2 separate regions of the Homo sapiens genome follow, and region 1 is linked to region 2. Evidence: chromatin loops called from intact Hi-C (ENCODE). Cell type or tissue: PC-9. All regions are shown on one strand. Links, peaks and the distances in the headings refer to the core of each region. The heading gives the core; the rest is flanking DNA. Region 1 has its middle 9.1 kb from the start of SSPN. Region 2 overlaps SSPN-AS1 (SSPN antisense RNA 1).

Region 1 (5,381 bases), core at 63-5,062, 53 kb before region 2:
AGTTGCTGGCTGGGCTTTGTAGCTGGACACCACTGCCAGTCGGAGGGTGATTCTGAACTGGATCACAAAGCCTGGGCTAGACACTCATAGTGAGCCTCTTCACAGTTCCTGGTCATCACCCCAAATTGTACTGCACTTTCGATGGCAACATGAAAGGAAGAAACCAGAAAAAAAGGAAATTGTCAGTGAATAAGAGCTCCAGAGAGCCATAAGCCTTCTAAGGGAGCAGCCCCTGACTCAGCCAGCTGCCTTTGGTTCTGCGTGGACACCTGAGGAGAAAAGGAGCAAGCAAGCTCACCCAGCTTCCAACCAATGAGCTAGAGGGTATGCTGGAATCCAATAAGCCCACAGTCACTTGTGAGGGGTGGCAGTCAAGGTGTGGGGTGGAAAATGGAACATTCCTACTCTAAAGCCTGCAGATGACAATCTGAATGGGCAAAGAGTAAGGAATTCCTTTTTGGGATTTGCAAAGCACTGTGTATATTTATACATTGAAGTTATTTACAACAACATATTTTAAGTGTCTGTTTTCTGCAATCCCTCCTACTCATTTTCCTTAGTGCTAACACAGTTCCTAGCATGCAGTAACCATAATGCCTTATAAATGAATGAAAACTATCATATAAAACAATTACAGAATCCAAAACTATATAAATAATAACTGATGTGACACATGCCACTTTATAGAAGTTCAAGAAAGACACAGTTCAATGGCCTCAATAGTTAGGAAAATCTTCACAGAGAAAGTGGGCTTGGGATAGACCCTTAGGCAGAGTAAACTTTTTATTTACATACATCTGACCTGGACTGTGGACTCCCTTTTTGGATGTTGGAGGAAAGTGAAAATCAACTGACACTTTGAAAATTAACATAAATTGGAAATCTGTCCAGAGAACTTTAGTGGTCTATATAGTCAATATATAGACCACTTAGTGGCATAATTAATTTCTCTTCTAGATGAGCATCCACAGAGGAAAGACTATTACAGAAAATGGTAAATAAAGTGAAAAAAACTTCTCTCATAGAGAGGAAGGGAGTAAAAACTTAGTTTTCAAAACTAAGGGGTTTTTTTTACATCATAATGTAATATGCTCATGAGAAGACAACAAAAATAGGGAGAAAAGGAAAATATCCATGTCCCATGAGCAACCATTTTTACATCTCAGTGAGTTTTTTTCTAGGTGCTGGAAACCTCAAGCAGCTTGCTTCAATAAACATTTCACATATCCTTCCTTTTCTTCTCTTGTGATACTTCCCCTGCTGTCTCTAAACAGAATGTACACTAAGATTAAATTATTTTAGATTTAAAATATGGATTGCTTAGGTCTTAGAAACAGAACTTAAGCTAATGCTTGAACTGAAAATAATCCATGATACTGAAAAAAATACTCCTCTCCAAAATTTACATGATGTAGTCAATATCTCAGTATGGGCTGCCTGTATAGCATTCTTTCTTTAGTTCATTCAATAAACATTTATTGAGTGCCTAATATTGCCAAGCAACCTGGTAGGCACTGGTGATGAAAAGGCAGGTTCCTGCCCGTGAGGAGCAACTTGCTTATGGACAAAAAAACATGTTAAGTAAAAAATAGTTGTTGAGGAAGATTGCAAATGATTGACAGGCATGGGATTCCTAAACTCTGGCCAGACTTTGCTTCTTTAGTATTGAGGTCTGCTGTCTTCTCAGGGGCCAAAAAAAGGGTTGGGTATTTAGTCGGTCAGCTCTTCCCCCACTCACACAGCACCTTGTACTGGTCTGATTATACCTCTACCCCCCTGGGCAGGGGAGAAAAGAAGTGACACTAGGAAGCATTGTTTCCAGGGACTAGGAATAGGGAAGGGGCTGTAGGCTGGGTGAAAAGTTGAGGTCAGTCTGAGATAATGACCTGACCGAACCAGTAGGCCCACCCTGACACATACCAGAGTTACCTCAGAGATAAATGACCACAAGCCATGAGTGACCACCTGCCGTGCCAAGTCTGTGAGTGATCAGTTCCCGGCACATTTCCTAACACAGACTGTGCCTGAGATTGACATGCTGTAGTAGAGCGACTTTGCCCTGTGTGCCTGTCTGTGCCTTACACACAATTCTGTCCCAGCGTGTGTCATCCTTTATGACACTTCCCTGATTATGTGTCTGTCTCCCTTCAGTTGAATGTGAGCTCCTTGAGGGCAGGAACCTGCCTTTTTATCACCAGTGCCTCCTAGGTTGCTTGGCAATATCAGGCACTCCATAAATGTTTCTTGAATGAACTAAAGAAAGAATGCTTTGTAAGCAGTCTACTACTGAGAAGAAATAAAATGAAAAGGCAAAAGTTAGTCTTTAGAAAATGAATGCTTCCTTTTGCCTTAAGGGACGGCAAGTGTTGAGCTTAGCTTGGGATGTGTCCTGGCAGGTTTTTAGAGGACTTAATCATGAGGGTACACCCCAAACATAACTGCATCAGGAATGTTAAAAAAAAAACAACAACCATTTTAAGTGCTTTGCAGGTGCTTGTGACCTGCATCCCTGGCTAAAAACTGGTGCCTATACGTATCTATTAACATACCACTTAATTTTATGATTTAGGTTAATAAAAGAGCAACAAAATTTCCAGGTATAATTAAATAGTTGAGCATGACACTTAACTGATACAAATACACCTCAGCTAAAAGTGGTACCGATTCTTAAAAGGCACCTGGCATTTCCTCATATGCCAAATTGCAAAAGCATTATAAATAGACACCATATAAAATATCTCTCCTGCCCTAGAATGGCTTCATGTCTTCCCACACAAGTTGACAAAAACATTCTGTTATTCAGTTTTCTTGTCTTTTTGGAAATGAACTCACTGCTCACTTGTCATTTCAACACACTTTCTTTTGCTTCTGCAGGTCTGTTATTGTAGAGATGAGGATGCCCATAGGCTGCGCTGAGTGAGATTCACCTGGGTTACTGCCTAAGTCAGGGAACCTTCACTTTTAAGAGATAGAAATAACTCACTTAAAGAAAAGGAATATTTACTGGCTTGGTTATGTATTAACCATTCAACAAGTATGGATTGAGCCTCTAAGTGTGTGTCAGCTATGGTGATGCAGTGGTAAACAAGACAGTCTCCTGCCTTGGGATGTTCAGGATGACCTTGCTTCAGCTGTAATTGTTTTCTGAGGCTAAATAATGTTATCAAGCCTCTCTCTCTCTTTCTTCCCCCTTCCCCACTCCATCTTTTTGGTTCTTTTAGCCTCTGTTTCTCTTCGTACATTGGCCTTATTCTCTCCTGTCCTAGAAAGACTGTCTTCAAGTAGTGGGAAAGGAAGCCCCCCACTGGTAGCTCCCCTTCCAAAAGGAAGAAAGGTCTGCACCCTTCACCCCAGAATCCTTGTCTCATGCCTAGTGGAAGGGTTCTGATTCATCCTGCTCTGGCTTAGTCCTCCCTGTGCCCAACCCTTAACCCCAGGGCAGAGATGCCAAGCTTGGCCAGGCCACGCCCCAGGGCCCCACTTACGGTCATGAAGTGGGCAGCAGTCCCACAGACCATGTTGGTGTGGGTGAGGGATCTTTCCACAATATAAAGAGAGAGTTTTAGGCCCCCAAAATGATGTCCAATACACCATGTGTGAGATTTTAGGGAGGAAAACGTTAGGGAAATGTGAACATTTTCTTGCCAAGATCTGACTAAATGTAGCTTAATGTTAGATTATTGAAACATTGTTTTTGATACACCAGGAATTCAGTAACTTCTATGAGATAATTTGAAATCAGTTGGGGAAATCCAGTGTGAATTTCCTACTTATTTTGATGTAACCGTCACGAGGTGCACGGCAAAAGATCAGAAATAGAACGGCAGACTTTTTATGATTGGCTGGGGTGAGCAACGTAGCATTTGAGTATAGTCACTTCTCTGCACCAGCAGGTGGGGTCAGAGGTAGAAGGAGGGGAATGGGCTAAAACAATGCACTTATAGAAGAAAAAGCACTGCACTGATTCCTCTAGGGGTCATTCTGGAAAAGTCTCAATTACAGAACTAGGTGTGAGTGCAGAGAGTGGTGGTGAGGAAAAATAAAATGATATTGTGAAGCAAAGCACTAATTCAGCAGTTGAAACTTCAGTGATACCAGGCAGTGAGTGTAAGAGAAGAACAGGGAGGATGATAGTTTTTGTGAAGGGTATAAGAAGAGAAAGAATGAGGACAAGATTGCCGAAGAGAAATTGCACAGAAAGATAATGCATGGGAAGGGAAAACTGAATAGGAAAAGACGACAGGGCTAGGATACTGGCTAACAGTGACTGATTATTGATCCACACCAGGAAATGTTCTCCATGTTTGCATCAACTATTGTACTTATAGTTCATAGCAACCTTCTGAGGTAGGTATTTGTAATATTCACATTTTGCAGAGAGGAAGCCAAGGCTTAGAGAGGTTAAGGAACATGTCCACAGTCACACAGCTGGTAAGAATTAGAGCTGAGATTGGGACTCAGGCAGTCTGGGCTCAGCATCTGTACTCATAACCACATAAAAATGAAAGAATTCATAGAAGTGTAGGGGAAAAAGAACACGACCCACAAGGCTTTGTCATAGGGCCAAAGATGTCTTTAAAGGTGGTGATGACTAGATATGGAACCAAATACAGGGAGGTAAGTCCATGGAAACATGCATATTATACAAATGATCAAAGATGTCAGTCTGGCTTGCAGTCAGACAATGACTCAGCTGTTCTAACTAAAGAAGAGGATTACTGGTCAAAATGAAAATCTTATAGTTTATGTATGACACAGGGTGTTTAATGTTATTACTTAGAAAACCTAATTATAATTCATCCCTGTGTCCTGGTTGAGTTATTCCTAAAGACAACTCTCCAAACAAAATAAAAATGGACAGACAAAATATGCAGTTCAAGGATTTTAAAGAAATGTTGTTTGTATCAGAAATATCTGAATCCAGATCACACCATGACTATTTAGGATTTATAAATATTTATTAAAGCCATATTATAACCTTTGCACTGTGCTAGGCACTGTAGGACCAATGGTGATTAAGGAAGCATTGTTTCTGCACTCATGGGACTTATGGTCAGGACTCTAGACAGCCTTTGTTCTCACTAACCTGGTATGTGGCGGGGATGTCTGTCCACACAGCACTGTATTCTCGTAACCTGTCTGATTGCCTATAAGTGCAATGTACTTATGCAATTTTTTTGAACAATAAAAAAATCTAAGTCATTCAGCTAAGATAAAATGTAAGTGGAAAGGGCACTGACTTTAGAGAAAGAAGATCTAGGTGTTTTTTTGTTTTTGTTTTTGTTTTTTTTAATGTAACCTGAAAAGGTTACTTAGCCACTCTGAAGAAATTCTAACTTCACATGGTTTTGGTCAGATTTAAAGAGATAATATGTAAGAGT
Region 2 (5,381 bases), core at 266-5,265:
CTTAGCCCAGTTCCACATAGCCTGGGACTTGTCTCCTCATTACTGCAGGCTCCTGTCCGCACATCAAAGTAGAAAAGGAGCGCTGCTTTACTGTGTGACTTCCTTGTTGTAAACCAGAAACATGAAATGGGCCTCAAACAGAAATCCTGCTTTTAAAATAAGATAGCACCAACTTTTGTAGCTAGACATATAGCACACAAAATTATGTATTGGTTGGATCCCTTTGTTGTTTTACATATTTGGATGTGTCTTGAATGTGACTGTCTTCTCTCAATTCTTCTCCCAGGAAGAAGTAGAACTGGAGATATTTCTCCTGTGTTTCATATAACTTCTAACTTAATGTAATAGAAGCGTATTTTCCCCCAACTTTTAGAAACCAATCTTTTGTACATTATCAGTCCACCATATATTAGGTTATAATGTACAATTCCTCATTTATTTTAAAAGCAACCATTAAGCACCTTTGGTATGCTTGACCCTGTGGGTCACTGATTCTCATTTAAGAATCATACAAGGTTTACTTTTGAGCACAATCAGAAAATACCAAATGGAGCTTCATTCTGCAAACTGGATATGAAAACATTTACATGAACCTTCAAATTTGTGGCAGATTTAGTTATTGAAATTAAACAGCCATTAATTGACCTTTTCCCTTGATAGAGCCTATCTATCTTAATAGTTCATGATATGTTATTTTATTTTTCACTTAGCACATTCATATATTTTATAAGTTAAACTTTGTAAAGCATAAGACTAATATTAGATATTATATATTTTAAAATTCATATTGTAAGTGAAAATAAAACTAATATATGGGGATGCCAGCTCAGAGACAACAACTCATTATTTCCAGCAAACATTTATTTATATATGTTTATTGATCCCTTCCAAAGCATGGGTACTTAGAGGAAGTTTTTTTGTTGTTGTTTGAGGGTGTCATTAGACAGGTCCTTTAATCAAAGGGATGGGGGAGATATATTCATGTCTACATGAACATACTATAACATAATATTAAAACATACTACAACAGTAATACTAAAACACAGATTTTATCTGAGACATGAAGTCTTCTGTTTAACAAGACTCTCTGACTGAGGGATGAGGAAGCCTGGAGTCACTTTTGTGGGACAAGGGCTGGTCCTTCCTCTCCCACAGGAAAGCCTGCTGGAGAGGAAGGCAGGGCCCAGAATGGGACTGAGACCCACCTGGTGCTGCCAGGAATTGTGGAGGAGACTTAGACAATACCCAACGAGGCAACTGAACAAGGAGAGGTCAGTGGGCGCTTTAGAGACCCCAAACCTAGAGACTTTGGACAGCACCTCTCTCTAGGCAGGGTGCCTTGTTTACTCTGTTTGATTTCCTACCCAGACATTTCCCCCCAGAAATTCTCACTGTGTTGTCTTTGCTTGGCCAGGTGTGATTGTAGAGAGCAGGAGGAGGACTCTCAAGGACCACAGGGGACAGTGGCACTGTGACCAGAGAAGATGAGAATAATCTTGTGAAATCCACCCCCAAGTGGTCTCTCTACGTTTTCCTAGACATGTGTTTGTTAGAGCACGGTTACCCAGGGAGGGCCTGAAAGTGGTGCGCCAGCCATAGTGAATTATCATAAGCAGAGGAAGCAGAGTCTGAAAATTATGTGATTAAAGCTGTCACTAACCTCAGTGGATTAGTTTTCATTCTTTCACTCAGGTATTTTTACAAAATAGATAACGTTCCTTCCTCAGATACTTTTGCTCGCAAGAGTAGACTTAATTTTTTATTAATTTTTCCCTAGATTGCAACAAAGTGACAAAAGGATGGTTATAAGATTGTAAAAGGAGAGATCACTGCTTCATTTTAATATGGGGAAGCTTAGGACTTGGGACATTGAGCATGGCTATTTAACCAGTGGCAGGGAATGTGCACTCTGGCAAATGCAGGGAGGAGTGACATCATGAGTGTACTTGGTGGCTGGACAAGGTGCCCACAAGTGAAAACGTGGATTCCATTTGGCCTGGCTTGAATTACAAGTAAAAGCATTGCTCCTGGTACAATTCACGCCCACCCACCACTAGATTTTAATATTGTTCCAGACATTCCGGGAGAAACTATTAGAAAGGCTCTCTCCACCTGATTCATCTCTCTGTCCCCTCCTGGGATCCCTCTGCTCCTCCAGATAAGAAACTTCCTCCCCCAACCTTATTCCACAGCAAAATCTGCCCCTCCTTCATTTCCTGTCCCATTTCTATGGGACTCTATTAAGATATTATTGACTCAAGTGCTCATGCTGAATACAGAGATTTCTTCATAAATATGGTTTTCATTTTAACAGGCTATTTCTAACAATCAGAAAAACTTTCAGATCCAGAGAAATGCGGCACCCTGCCAAGGAGTGGAGACCCACCCAGTCATCCTTCAAACTCACCATGTAGGTGGCCACCCACTCTGTCTGACCAGAATTATCAGACTTTCAGGGCTCATGGGACTTGGAGAACATGGACCATCAGCCCCAGCCCTGGCTGTGGCTTGGAAACCTGTGTGGATCTGTGGCTAAACAGGTTGCTGGTTACAACTCTGTGCTCAGACTGGTGGAAGGGAGGTATCCAGAAGAAGCTGGCAGGAAGGGATTTTTCCTCCCATGATTTCAGAGGACATTTTACTGTGGAAGACAGGATGAGTGAAAGGGAAGAATTCATGCAGAACCTCTTTGCTCCCAGGGCCCGGCTCCCTAAGCATTCCTTGTGACAACTCACCAAGGTTGACTGGCTTTGCTCAGACCCCTGAGCTTCTCTATTCATTCCACACAGAACACCCTCAGATACTGGCTGGGCTTCACAGTGCTGCCCAGAGGAGGACATGTCAGCCAATCAGCAGGAAAGATGCTCATTTCTTGTTGAAAAAGTCCCAAATTGTAACTTAACAGGGTGATCTCTCTCTCACTCTCTCTCTCTCTTTTTTTTTTTAATTTCCAGAATGTGTTTTTCCCCTAGAGTCCTTGAGCACAGACCTGCGGTTTTCTCTCTCCTGGTTTTACAGTCTATCTGCCTCAAGCCAAGAGACTTGGCTCTGCTCCCCCCTGACTCAGAGTCTCGGCTGGTAGCTGAACCCAGGAAGCCCTGGCCCCACGTCTCTCCCTGGAACCACCAGACCACACAGCCTCCTGTGCTCAACCCTTTGGCTGGGTGTCCTGCCTCCTCTTTGTTTGGAAAGAGATGTCTTACGTAACTCCACAACCTTCTAAAGGCTCCATTGTCTTCCACTTGGGAGAGCTCAAAACAACCCATTAGTGACTTATGACTTATCACAAAGAGAATCTATTGCCCACATATCCACAGCCCCCATGGAGCTAGCCTCACCTATCTTACTTAGATCAATAATCAACAATGAGACTTAATGACTTGTGGTCTTTGGGAAATTATAAGTTCAGTACAAGGTGCAGGAAATACAAAGGCTAGTTCATCTATAGGTCACGGTACTTCGCCCAGGCAGCACATGAAAGTCATTTGTAATTCAAGATTGAGACAGGCATAAACAATTCTGATCTGATTATTCTTTTACTAATCTGATTTTGATAAACAGCTGATGAAAATGGAAGGTGTCTGGTCATCAGAGGAGAGATACTCAGGCAGTGAAATAAGTTTTCCTTATCTCACTGGATAGGGATTTATTTCAAGGCTCCTATTAATAGCCCCTAATGCCAAGAACTGTGATCGCTGCCCTGGACTGCAAGAGCCTTCTGAGCAAAATGACAGAAACCCATTGGGTAGGGCATTCTCCTTCATTTTTATTTTCTATAAGTCTCTGATTAGCCCTGTTGGGAATTCTAGTAATTATTTTAAGCTGGCACCTTTAGGAAAAAAAATATATCTCTTAGGATTTAATTAAAAATGAAAAGAACCTCTGCATGATGTTGCCAAGGAGCTTTCACTGTTTAAGGTGGGGTGTAGACCAGGAAGAATAAAACACTCTGCACTAGGTGACATTTCCATCTGGTTCTGCTGCCAGAGCAGCCCTGGGGAGAGGAGCAGGAGAAAGAGAGGGGACAGCCTGCTCCAGCCTGCTCTCTCCTCCCCATGGACCTCATGGTCTTTCAAGGATCCTGCAAGTCCTTTGCTTCTTTCTTTCTGCAGCAGACATTTTCTCATCTGGGACCAGCTATGTGACTTGTTTCAGGTGGAGGCACATTTCTTTCCCTGCTCAGTGACATGTGAGTCCTCGACAAGCTTTCAGAAGGGATTCCTGAACTTGGTGAGGCACAGCCCTCTCCAACTGCCTTGTGGAGCATCCCTGGGCAGCATGCAGAGGAGAGGTGAGAGGCTGCCTACCCGTGCTGTGGCTGTCCCTCCCACCTCCCTTAAAGCCTCCACGTCAGGCGCCAGTCCACCAGGTTCACTGCGTGCATCTTTGGACAGCAGTTGCAAAACTGAGAGTTCCAGAAATTGTGCTACACTCAGTTTTGTGTATACATGTGGCTCAGGTCTCATCATCTTCAGCTCATCACATTTCAAAATGCTGAGAGTAGAAAGCGTTTCTCATTCTGGCTTTAAAAGAGAGATTTCCCCAAGGATCACACCTCTTCAGTCTTTGGGCCCAAGCTTCTTGAAGGAGCTACTTGCCTACTTTACAGGGCAAAATTTTAGAACACATAATTTGAAAACCCCACCAACTTTAATGTGAAAAAAAAAAAATCAATTCCTTTTGATTTATTATCCCCAGGAGACAAGGTGAAGTTCAAGTCCACCTCAGATAAGAAAATGAAATTGCTTCCGTTTTATGTGAATACAATCTGCATCCAAAATGGGTGGGGCTACCTATACTGCAAGGACAAGAACTCAAAAGGCAGTGCTCGAAATGCTCATGGAAGTGTCATTACAAATCCATTTTCTTTTTCAACACTAACTGACTAGGAATAATTTAGAATAGACATTAGGATGAAAGTCCTAACTATGAATCTGTAAGAAATGGAAGAAATTACCAAGGGATCTTTGTATAAGCCCTATTTCTGCAGTATATTAAGTAAATCTTCTCTGAAGATTATTAATAAAATAGTATAAAACACTCTTTCTAGAGTGTCTTCATTCAAATGCTACCCAAAAATTATAAGGAAAAAAGTTTTCCAACTGGAAATTATGGGAATTTACCAAGCCAATAGAGACTTCTAATAGAGTCATTTTCCCTTCTTATTTGTCCCCTGGCCTCTTCTGGCTCTAAAAATACTTCTAGTTTAGGAAATTTTAGAGACAAGATCAAAAATGGGGAAGTTAAAGGACTGAAGCAAGGAGTAGAATTGAAATATCAATACATTATCACTTCAAGATCACAATAACAATAAAACTTAAAGCAAAAACTCCTTAAGAATCGTCTACATAGTTTAAGTACATAAAAATAACATGCAAACC

What was found. Hi-C counts contacts between places; a loop is a spot of excess contacts. Peaks named below come from ENCODE experiments on the same cell type or tissue, not always from the same donor. Only the 100,000 strongest peaks of a DNase experiment are listed, where the experiment ranks them.
Region 1: it touches region 2 in a loop (4-fold over the local background); 7 of 110 quality-filtered maps call a loop at or near these places.

Annotation. Positions count from the first base shown.
Region 1 is chr12:26,183,751-26,189,131 of GRCh38, forward strand. It overlaps a transcript of SSPN not described here. Among named protein-coding and RNA genes, the nearest start is that of SSPN, 9.1 kb to the right of the region's middle. In PC-9, for the core only: no CTCF peak of the experiment used is centred there; a DNase peak (open chromatin) is centred at 1,961; H3K4me3 peaks cover 511 bases; H3K27ac peaks cover 1,909 bases.
Region 2 is chr12:26,236,527-26,241,907 of GRCh38, forward strand. All of the region lies in intron 1 of SSPN-AS1 (SSPN antisense RNA 1), which reads right to left. Among named protein-coding and RNA genes, the nearest start is that of SSPN-AS1, 33 kb to the right of the region's middle. In PC-9, for the core only: no CTCF peak of the experiment used is centred there; a DNase peak (open chromatin) is centred at 3,215; H3K4me3 peaks cover 1,558 bases; H3K27ac peaks cover 3,652 bases.